2 separate regions of the Homo sapiens genome follow, and region 2 is linked to region 1. Evidence: read pairs that join two places in POLR2A ChIA-PET (ENCODE). Cell type or tissue: CD4-positive, alpha-beta T cell. All regions are shown on one strand. Links, peaks and the distances in the headings refer to the core of each region. The heading gives the core; the rest is flanking DNA.

The links. ChIA-PET counts read pairs that join two places held together with the same protein. Peaks named below come from ENCODE experiments on the same cell type or tissue, not always from the same donor. Only the 100,000 strongest peaks of a DNase experiment are listed, where the experiment ranks them.
Region 2: POLR2A ChIA-PET joins it to region 1 with 9 read pairs; 11 of 35 experiments call an interaction of 5 or more read pairs at or near these places.

The regions. Positions count from the first base shown.
Region 1 is chr19:6,777,209-6,781,208 of GRCh38, forward strand. The region is part of intron 1 of VAV1 (vav guanine nucleotide exchange factor 1); the gene reads left to right. Among named protein-coding and RNA genes, the nearest start is that of VAV1, 6.5 kb to the left of the region's middle. In CD4-positive, alpha-beta T cell, for the core only: no CTCF peak of the experiment used is centred there; no DNase peak of the experiment used is centred there.
Region 2 is chr19:6,534,338-6,539,154 of GRCh38, forward strand. TNFSF9 (TNF superfamily member 9) reads left to right here. Exons shown (of 3, transcript NM_003811.4): 3 at 263-1,587. The coding sequence ends at 729. Among named protein-coding and RNA genes, the nearest start is that of TNFSF9, 5.7 kb to the left of the region's middle. RefSeq lists enhancers at 528-717, 1,578-1,667, 2,418-2,517, 2,828-3,037. In CD4-positive, alpha-beta T cell, for the core only: no CTCF peak of the experiment used is centred there; a DNase peak (open chromatin) is centred at 1,984; H3K27ac peaks cover 214 bases; H3K27me3 peaks cover 245 bases.

The DNA of each region.
Region 1 (4,000 bases), core at 1-4,000:
TCATCCATCCATTTATCTGTTTAACTATCCATCCATCCATCCATCCATCCATCCATCCATCCATCCATCCATCCATCCAGCAATGACAAGGTCTGCCAGGCCCTGTTCTTGGTGCTGGGGACAGTGGGAATAGCACACACACACAAAAACCCCTGTTGTTGAGGAGCCTGCATTCTAGTGGGGGAGGCTGACAGTGAAGAAATAAGACAATGTATAAGTCATCAGGAGGTGGTATGTACTGCTCTGGAGAAAACAAAGTGGAACAGGGTATGAGGGGGGCACTTTGACGAGGAGGGCTAGTGGTAAGGTGACATTGCAGCAGAGACCTGGGGAAAATTAAGGAATGAATCATGTGGATCTGGGGAAATGGTGTTCCAGACAGTGGTTACTGCCAGTGCAAAGGCCCTGAGGTAGGAGCCAGTCAGTGCCTGTATGTTCAGGGCAGTGACTGGCCCAGCTGGTGGGAATGGTGCAGGAGGTCAGGTTGGATGAATCTCCAAGCGGCTGGTCCCCTTGAGATCTGAGGCCCAGGGAGAGAATGATACCATCATGAGAAGCCACAGCTATACTGAGACACCCAACTCTCAATTATGAATTTTGTTTTTTTTAAATGAGACAGAGCCTTGCTGTCTCCCAGGATGGAGTGCAGTGGCATGGTCCCAACTCACTGCAGCCTCCACCTCCCAGGTTCAAGCAATTCTCCTGCAGCAGCCTCCTGAGTATCTGGGATTACAGGCGCCTGCCACCACGCCTGGCTAATTTCTGTTGCCCAGGCTGGAGTACAGTGGCATGATCTTGGCTCACTGCAACCTCCTCCTCCCGGGTTCAAGCGATTCTCCTGTCTCAGCCTCCTGAGTAGCTGGGGCTACAGATGCGTGCCACCATGCCTGGCTAATTTCTGTATTTTTAGTAGAGACAGGGTTTCAGCATGTTGGCCAGGCTGGTCTCGAACTCCTGACCTTAAGTGACCCACATGCCTCGGCCTCCCAAAGTGTTAGGATTGCAGGCGTTAAGCCACCACGCCCAGACACCACTGTGCTCTTGAAGTCCAAAATCTGGGCTGCGGAGATGGAACTTGAAGGCCAAGAGACTGGAGAGGAAAGAACAGATGGTTGGAAAGATCCACCAGGACATGGGAGCTGGTTAGACCTAGGATGTGGGCAGCTGCTGGGGCCAAGATGATGTTAAGTTCCCCAGCCCCAGTGAATAGTGGGGAGAGGGTGGGACAGTTAGAGTAGGGGGTGGACTGGGGAGTGGGTTGGGTGGTGGCTTTGGAGAGCCACACCTGGGTTCAAATTCTGGTACCACCACTTCCTGGTTTCACCTCTCTGAGCTTCAGTTTCTCCATCTGTGAAACATAGATAAAAATGGCACCTTTTAAGGCTGGGCGGTGGCTCACGCCTGTGGTCCCAGCTACCCGAGAGGCTAAGTGGGGAGGATCACTTAAGCCTGGGCTGCAGTGAGCTGTGATGGCACCACTGCATTCCAGCCTGGGCAACAGAGAGAGACTTTGTCTCAAAAAACAAAACAAAACAAAACAAAACCCAATTTTGCCTGGGTGTGGTGGCTCGTGCCTGTAATCCCAGCACTTTGGGAGGCTGAGGTGGGAGAATTGCTTGAGTTCAGGAATTCAAAGCCTGGTAACATAGTGAGACCCCGTCTCTACTTTTTTTTTTTTTTTCTTAAGAGACAGAGTTTTGCTCTGTCAGCCAGGCTGGAGTGCAGTGGTATGATCACAGCTCACTGCAGCCTCGAACTCCTGTACTCAAGCAGTCCTCCTGCCTCAGCCTCCCGAGTAGCTGGGACTACAGGTGTGCACCGGCATACCTGGGTGATTTTTTTGTTTGTCTGTCTGTTTTCTGAGACAGGGTCTCAATCTGTCACCCAAGCTGGAGTATAGTGGTATGATCACAGCTCACTGCAGCCTCGAACTCCTGTGCTCAAGCAGTCCTCCTGCCTCAGCCTCCTGAGTAGCTGGGACTACAGGTGTGCACCAGCAATACCTGGCTAATTTTTTATTTTTTGTAGAGATGGGGTTTTGCTATGATGCCCAGGCTGGTCTTGAACTCCTGGCCTCAAGCAATTCCTCCCGCCTTGGCTTTCCAAAGTGCTGGGATTACAGGCATGAGCCACTGCACCCGGCCAGAATAGAGGTTCTTATCTCCATCCTCCCATAACAGGAAAGATGACACATGCCACCCACTGCTCTATGCTTGCTTTCCTCACTAATCACCTTGGCAGTCTTTCCAAGTCAGTCTGTAGAGATTATAATTATTCTTTATAACATGACTGCGTATTCCATTTATTTCAAGAAAGACTTACATTTTGCTCGCCCTGTGCTAGACATTAGTCTAAACCAGGGAGGGGCCTGGCTGGATGCAGTGGTTCAGGCCTGTAATCCCAGCACTTTGGGAGGCCGAGGCGGGAGGATTGCTTGGGTACAGGAGTTAGAGGCCAGCCTGGGCAACAGAGTGTGACCTCGTCTCTATAAAAATGAAAAATAAAACTAAAATAAAGCTGGGGGCTGGGTGCGGTGGCTCATGCCTATAATCCTAGCACTTTGGCTTACAGGTGTGAGCCACCGTGCCTGGCCCAATTATAGCTTCTAAAAAATAATAAAAGGCCGGGCACGGTGACTCACACCTGTAATTCCAGCACTTTGGGAGGCCGAGGCGGGCGGATCACAAGGTCAGGAGATCGAGACCATCCTGGCTAACACGGTGAAACCCCGTCTCTACTAAAAATACAAAAAATTAGCCGGGCGTGGTTGCGGGCGCCTGTAGTCCCAGCTACTCGGGAGGCTGAAGCAGGAGAATGGCATGAACCTGGGAGGCGGAGCTTGCAGTGAGCCGAGATCAGGCCACTGCACTCCAGCCTGGGCGACAGAGCAAGACTCTGTCTTAAAATAATAATAATAATAATAATAATAATAATAATAATAATAATAATAACCTCATCCATGAATCATTTTCCAGCTCCTCTGCTGTGTGATCTTGGGCACATTAGTAAACCTCTCTGTTTCCTGGTTTCTCATCTGTAAAATGAGGATGCTAAATCCCTATTTACAGCATCATTGTGGGGGATAAGTGTATTATTATAAAGAACCTAGAAAAGTGTTTAGCTGCATATGCAGTTGTGTGTTGCTTAATAAAAGGAATCTGTTCTGAGAAATGCGTAGTTAGATGATTTCACAGTTGTGTGAACATCAGAGTACATTTACATAAACCTAGAGGGTACAGCATACTGCACACCTGGGCTATATGGTATAACCTATTGCTCCTAGCTACAAACCCGTACAGCATGGGACTGCACTGAATACTTACCATTGCATTAAAAGATTGCCTTCTCCTTTTCTTTCTTTTTTCTTTTTTTTTTTTTTTTGGGACGGAGTCTCACTCTATTCCTCAGGCTGGAGTGCAATGACGTGATCTCAGCTCACTGGAACCTCCACCTCCTGGGTTCAAGAGATTCTCCTGCCTCAGCCTCCCGAGTAGCTGGGATTACAGGCACGTGCCACCACATCCGGCTAATTTTTTTGTATTTTTAGTAGAGACAGGGTTTCACCATGTTGACCAGGCTGGTCTTGAACTCCTGACCTCAGATGATCTGCCCGCCTCAGCCTCCCAAAGTGCTGGGATTACACGTGATAGCCACCATGCCCAGGCGATTTCTTATCATTTATACCATATTTTATACAAAGATTTCTTATCTTTCTTTTGAGACAGAGTCTCACTCTGTCACCCAGGCTGGAGTGCATTGGCACGATCTCTGCTCACTGCAACCTCCACTTCTTGGGTTCAAGTGATCCTCCTGCCTCAGCCTCCTGAGCAGCTGGGACTACAGATGCACACCACCAAGCCCACCATTTTTTAAAGTAGAGATGGGGGTCTCACCATGTTGCCCAGGCTGGTCTCAAACTCCTGGCCTCAAGAGACCCTCCCACCTCGGCCTCCCAAAGTGCTGGGATGATAATCGTGAATCATCGTGCTCCACCCAGTCC
Region 2 (4,817 bases), core at 1-4,000, 240 kb before region 1:
TTTCCCTCCCCTAGCTCTACCCCTGCTCAGAGTCCCGCCCCCAACAACCTCAGTTCTCTTCAATCAGCACCCCCCCAACGCCCCCCCCACCCAGGCTCCCCGCTCTGCTCCCCTGTCCCGCTCCCTGCCCCGCCATTCCCCGCCCCCCGGCCCCTGACCCGTTCTTTTCTCCCAGGGCTGCGCTGACATGTTCGGTGCTCAGCCACGCTCAGCTGTGCTGGGACATGCTCAGCTAAGCTAAGTGCATGCTTTCCTCCCACAGTTCTGCTGATCGATGGGCCCCTGAGCTGGTACAGTGACCCAGGCCTGGCAGGCGTGTCCCTGACGGGGGGCCTGAGCTACAAAGAGGACACGAAGGAGCTGGTGGTGGCCAAGGCTGGAGTCTACTATGTCTTCTTTCAACTAGAGCTGCGGCGCGTGGTGGCCGGCGAGGGCTCAGGCTCCGTTTCACTTGCGCTGCACCTGCAGCCACTGCGCTCTGCTGCTGGGGCCGCCGCCCTGGCTTTGACCGTGGACCTGCCACCCGCCTCCTCCGAGGCTCGGAACTCGGCCTTCGGTTTCCAGGGCCGCTTGCTGCACCTGAGTGCCGGCCAGCGCCTGGGCGTCCATCTTCACACTGAGGCCAGGGCACGCCATGCCTGGCAGCTTACCCAGGGCGCCACAGTCTTGGGACTCTTCCGGGTGACCCCCGAAATCCCAGCCGGACTCCCTTCACCGAGGTCGGAATAACGTCCAGCCTGGGTGCAGCCCACCTGGACAGAGTCCGAATCCTACTCCATCCTTCATGGAGACCCCTGGTGCTGGGTCCCTGCTGCTTTCTCTACCTCAAGGGGCTTGGCAGGGGTCCCTGCTGCTGACCTCCCCTTGAGGACCCTCCTCACCCACTCCTTCCCCAAGTTGGACCTTGATATTTATTCTGAGCCTGAGCTCAGATAATATATTATATATATTATATATATATATATATTTCTATTTAAAGAGGATCCTGAGTTTGTGAATGGACTTTTTTAGAGGAGTTGTTTTGGGGGGGGGGGGGTCTTCGACATTGCCGAGGCTGGTCTTGAACTCCTGGACTTAGACGATCCTCCTGCCTCAGCCTCCCAAGCAACTGGGATTCATCCTTTCTATTAATTCATTGTACTTATTTGCTTATTTGTGTGTATTGAGCATCTGTAATGTGCCAGCATTGTGCCCAGGCTAGGGGGCTATAGAAACATCTAGAAATAGACTGAAAGAAAATCTGAGTTATGGTAATACGTGAGGAATTTAAAGACTCATCCCCAGCCTCCACCTCCTGTGTGATACTTGGGGGCTAGCTTTTTTCTTTCTTTCTTTTTTTTGAGATGGTCTTGTTCTGTCAACCAGGCTAGAATGCAGCGGTGCAATCATGAGTCAATGCAGCCTCCAGCCTCGACCTCCCGAGGCTCAGGTGATCCTCCCATCTCAGCCTCTCGAGTAGCTGGGACCACAGTTGTGTGCCACCACACTTGGCTAACTTTTTAATTTTTTTGCGGAGACGGTATTGCTATGTTGCCAAGGTTGTTTACATGCCAGTACAATTTATAATAAACACTCATTTTTCCTCCCTCTGGAGAGTTGGTTGTTAAATTACCAGCACACGCTGTCCGTCTCTGCTCTACAGAGCTGGCCAGTTTCTTCAGCCCCATAGTTTCCCCACCATACAGATCTTTCACGGCCACCCCTATAACTAGACACATCCTCTGGCTGGCTAAGATAGCCCTGTGATTCTGCAACCCAGGGCTTAACATGTGATTTGTGGGGAGAGGAGGATGGTTCCCCCCAATTCTGGTCCAGGAGCCAGTGTCAAATCTGATTAGTCAAATCTGATTGGTCACCGCCTGTCTGGTAGCGGGTTGTTTGCCTGTTTTGAATAAGACCCCTGGCAACAGGTGATTCAATTCTCTCGTCCCAGCTGATTGGGTCAGGTTGGACACGTGACTTGAGCTGGGCCAATCAGGTCTCCCCAGAAATGTGGGTGGGCTGGACCACAGAGGCTAGAGAGTGGAGAAGAGGAAGTTGTGCAAAGACTCAGGTGTGACCACAGAGTTCCAGAGAGACACCAGAGCTACTTTGATTTCCTTCTTGCCTCTTGCTGGTGACATGGGTTGCCATTTTAATGGCAAAACTGCAATAACTTTTGCCTCAACCTAATAGATTTCTAGGGCTGCCATAAGAAAGTACCGTAAAGTGGGTGGCTTAAAGCAAACGAGCTTTGTTCTCGCTCGGTTCTGCAGGCCAGAGTCCAAAGTCAAGGTCTTGACAGGGCCATGCTCATTCTAAAGGCTCCAGGGAGAAGGCCTTCGTTGCCTCCTCCTAAGTTCTGGTGGTTGCCAGCAATCCTCCAGTCTCTGCCTCTGTTGGTCACATGGCTGTGTTCTTTCTGTGTGACTTCATTTCTTTGTCTCTTCTTCCTGTTTTTTTCTTTGAGATGGAAGGAGTCTCACTCTGTCACCCAGGCTGGAGTGCAGTGGCGCCATCTCGGCTCACTGCAACCTCCACCTCCCGGGTTCAATCAATTCTCCTGCCTCAGTCTCCCGAATAGCTGGGATTACAGGCACATGCCACCACACCCAGCTAATTTTTCTATTTTAATAGAGACTGGGTTTCACCATGTTGGCCAGGCTGGTCTTGAACTTCTCCTGACCTCAAGCGATCCACCTGCCTTGGCCTACCGAAGTGCTGGGATTACAAGCATGAGCCTCTATGCCCGGCCTCTTCTTCCTTTTTATGTATTGTTTTTTTTGTAGAGACAGGGTCTTGCTATGTTGCCTAGGCTGGTCTTGAACTCCGAGCAACGCTCCTGCCTCAGACTCCCAAAGTGCCAGGATTACAGGTGTAAGGCACCAGGCCCGAACTCTCCCCTTTTTATAAGGACACCAGTCATGCTGGATTCAGGGCCCATCCTCTTCCAATATGACCTCATCTTAATTTAAATAATTACATCTGCAAAGACCCTATTTCCAAAGAAGGTCATTAATATAGTTTGGCTCTGTGTCCACACCTACTTTTTTCTTTTTTTTTTTGAGAAAGACTCTCATCAGTTGCCCAGGCTGGTGTGTAGTGGCGCAGTCTTGGCTCACTGCAACCTCTGCCTCTTGGGTTTAAGTGATTGTCCTGCCTCAGCCCCCTGAGTAGCTGGGATTACAGGTACAGGCCACCACTCTTGGCTATTTTTTTTGTATTTTTAGTGGAGCTGGGGTTTTGCCATGTTGGCCAGGCTGGCCTCGAACTCCTGACCTCAAGTGATCTGCCTGCCTTGGCCTCCCAAAGTGATGGGATTACAGACGTGAGCCACCGTGCCTGGCCCCCTTGGGGTTCTGAGCTCCCCTAAGCTAAAATCAAGTTGACTGAAGGATTGCTTTCCTTCTGGAGGCTCTAGAGGATAATTGCTTTCCTTGTTTTTCCAACTTCTAGAGGCTTGTTTTTAATTTAATTTAATTTAATTTTGTAAAGACGGGGTCTCCTCATGTTGCCCACGCTGGTCTTGAACTCCTGACCTCAAGGGATCCTCCTGTCTTGGCCTCCCAAAGTGTTGGGATTACAGGCGTGAGCCACTGCACCTGGCAATTTTATTTATTTTTTTGTAGAGATGAGGTCTTGCTATGTTGCCTAGGCTGGTCTCAAATTCCTGGGCTTGAGCAATCCTCCACCATCTGTAAGAATTAAAGAAAGAGGAAAGAAACATGAAAGGTGGCTTAACAGTCAAGGACAGGTTTATTTTAGAGAAAATAAACCTGAGAGGGGCTTCTAGCCGAGTTAGGTCAGAGGCACACTCTCTTACAGACTAGGAGTTTTTAAGCATTTATTCAGGGAGTTTATCAGAGGCTTGGACTGCTTCTGTGTTTCTTTCTTTCTTTTTTTTTTTTTCTTAGTTGAAGTCTCACTCTGTTGCCCAGGCTGGAGTGTGGTGGCACAATCTCAGATCACTGGAACCTCTGCCTCCCTGGTTCAAGTAATTCTCCTGCCTCAGCCTACAGAGTAGCTGGGACTACAGGCATGTGCCACCACGCCCAGCTAATTTTTGTGGTTTTTTTTTTTTTTTTTTTGAGACGGAGTCTCGCTCTGTCACCCAGGCTGGAGTGCAGTGGTGTGATCTCGGCTCACTGCAAGCTCCGCCTCCCGGGTTCATGCCATTCTCCTGCCTCAGCCTCTGGAGTAGCTGGGACTACAGGCGCCTGCCACCACGCCCGGCTAATTTTTTTTGTATTTTTAGTAGAGACGGAGTTTCACTGTGTTAGCCAGGATGGTCTCGATCTCCTGACCTCGTGATCTGCCTGCCTCGGCCTCCCAAAGTGCTGGGATAATAGGCGTGAGCCACCACGCCTGCCCCACAAAGAATTACAAATAAAGCTTTCACTCTTCTTATGTAAAGACCTGACAATGCATACAATGGTCCACTGTTGATTTGGAAGCAGGGACAGTTTTCTATTACAGTCTGTTGATTGTATTGTATAATTGTTAAGGGAAAAAAGGAAAATTATATTTCTGTTTGTTTGTTTGTTTGTTTTGAGATGGAGTCTAGCTCTGTCACCCAGGTTGGAGTGCAGTGGTGCGATCTCAGCTCACTGCGACCTCCACCTCCCTGGTTCACAAGCAATTCTCCTGCCTCAGCCTCTTGAGTGGCTGGGGTTACAGACATGCGCCACCACGCCCAGCTAATTTTTGCATTTTTAGTAGAGACAGGGTTTCACCATGTTGGCTAGGCTGGTCTCCAACTTCTGGGCTCCAGTGATCCACCCACTTCAGCCTCCCAAAGTGCTGGGATTACAGGCGTGAGCCACCATGTCCGCCCACCC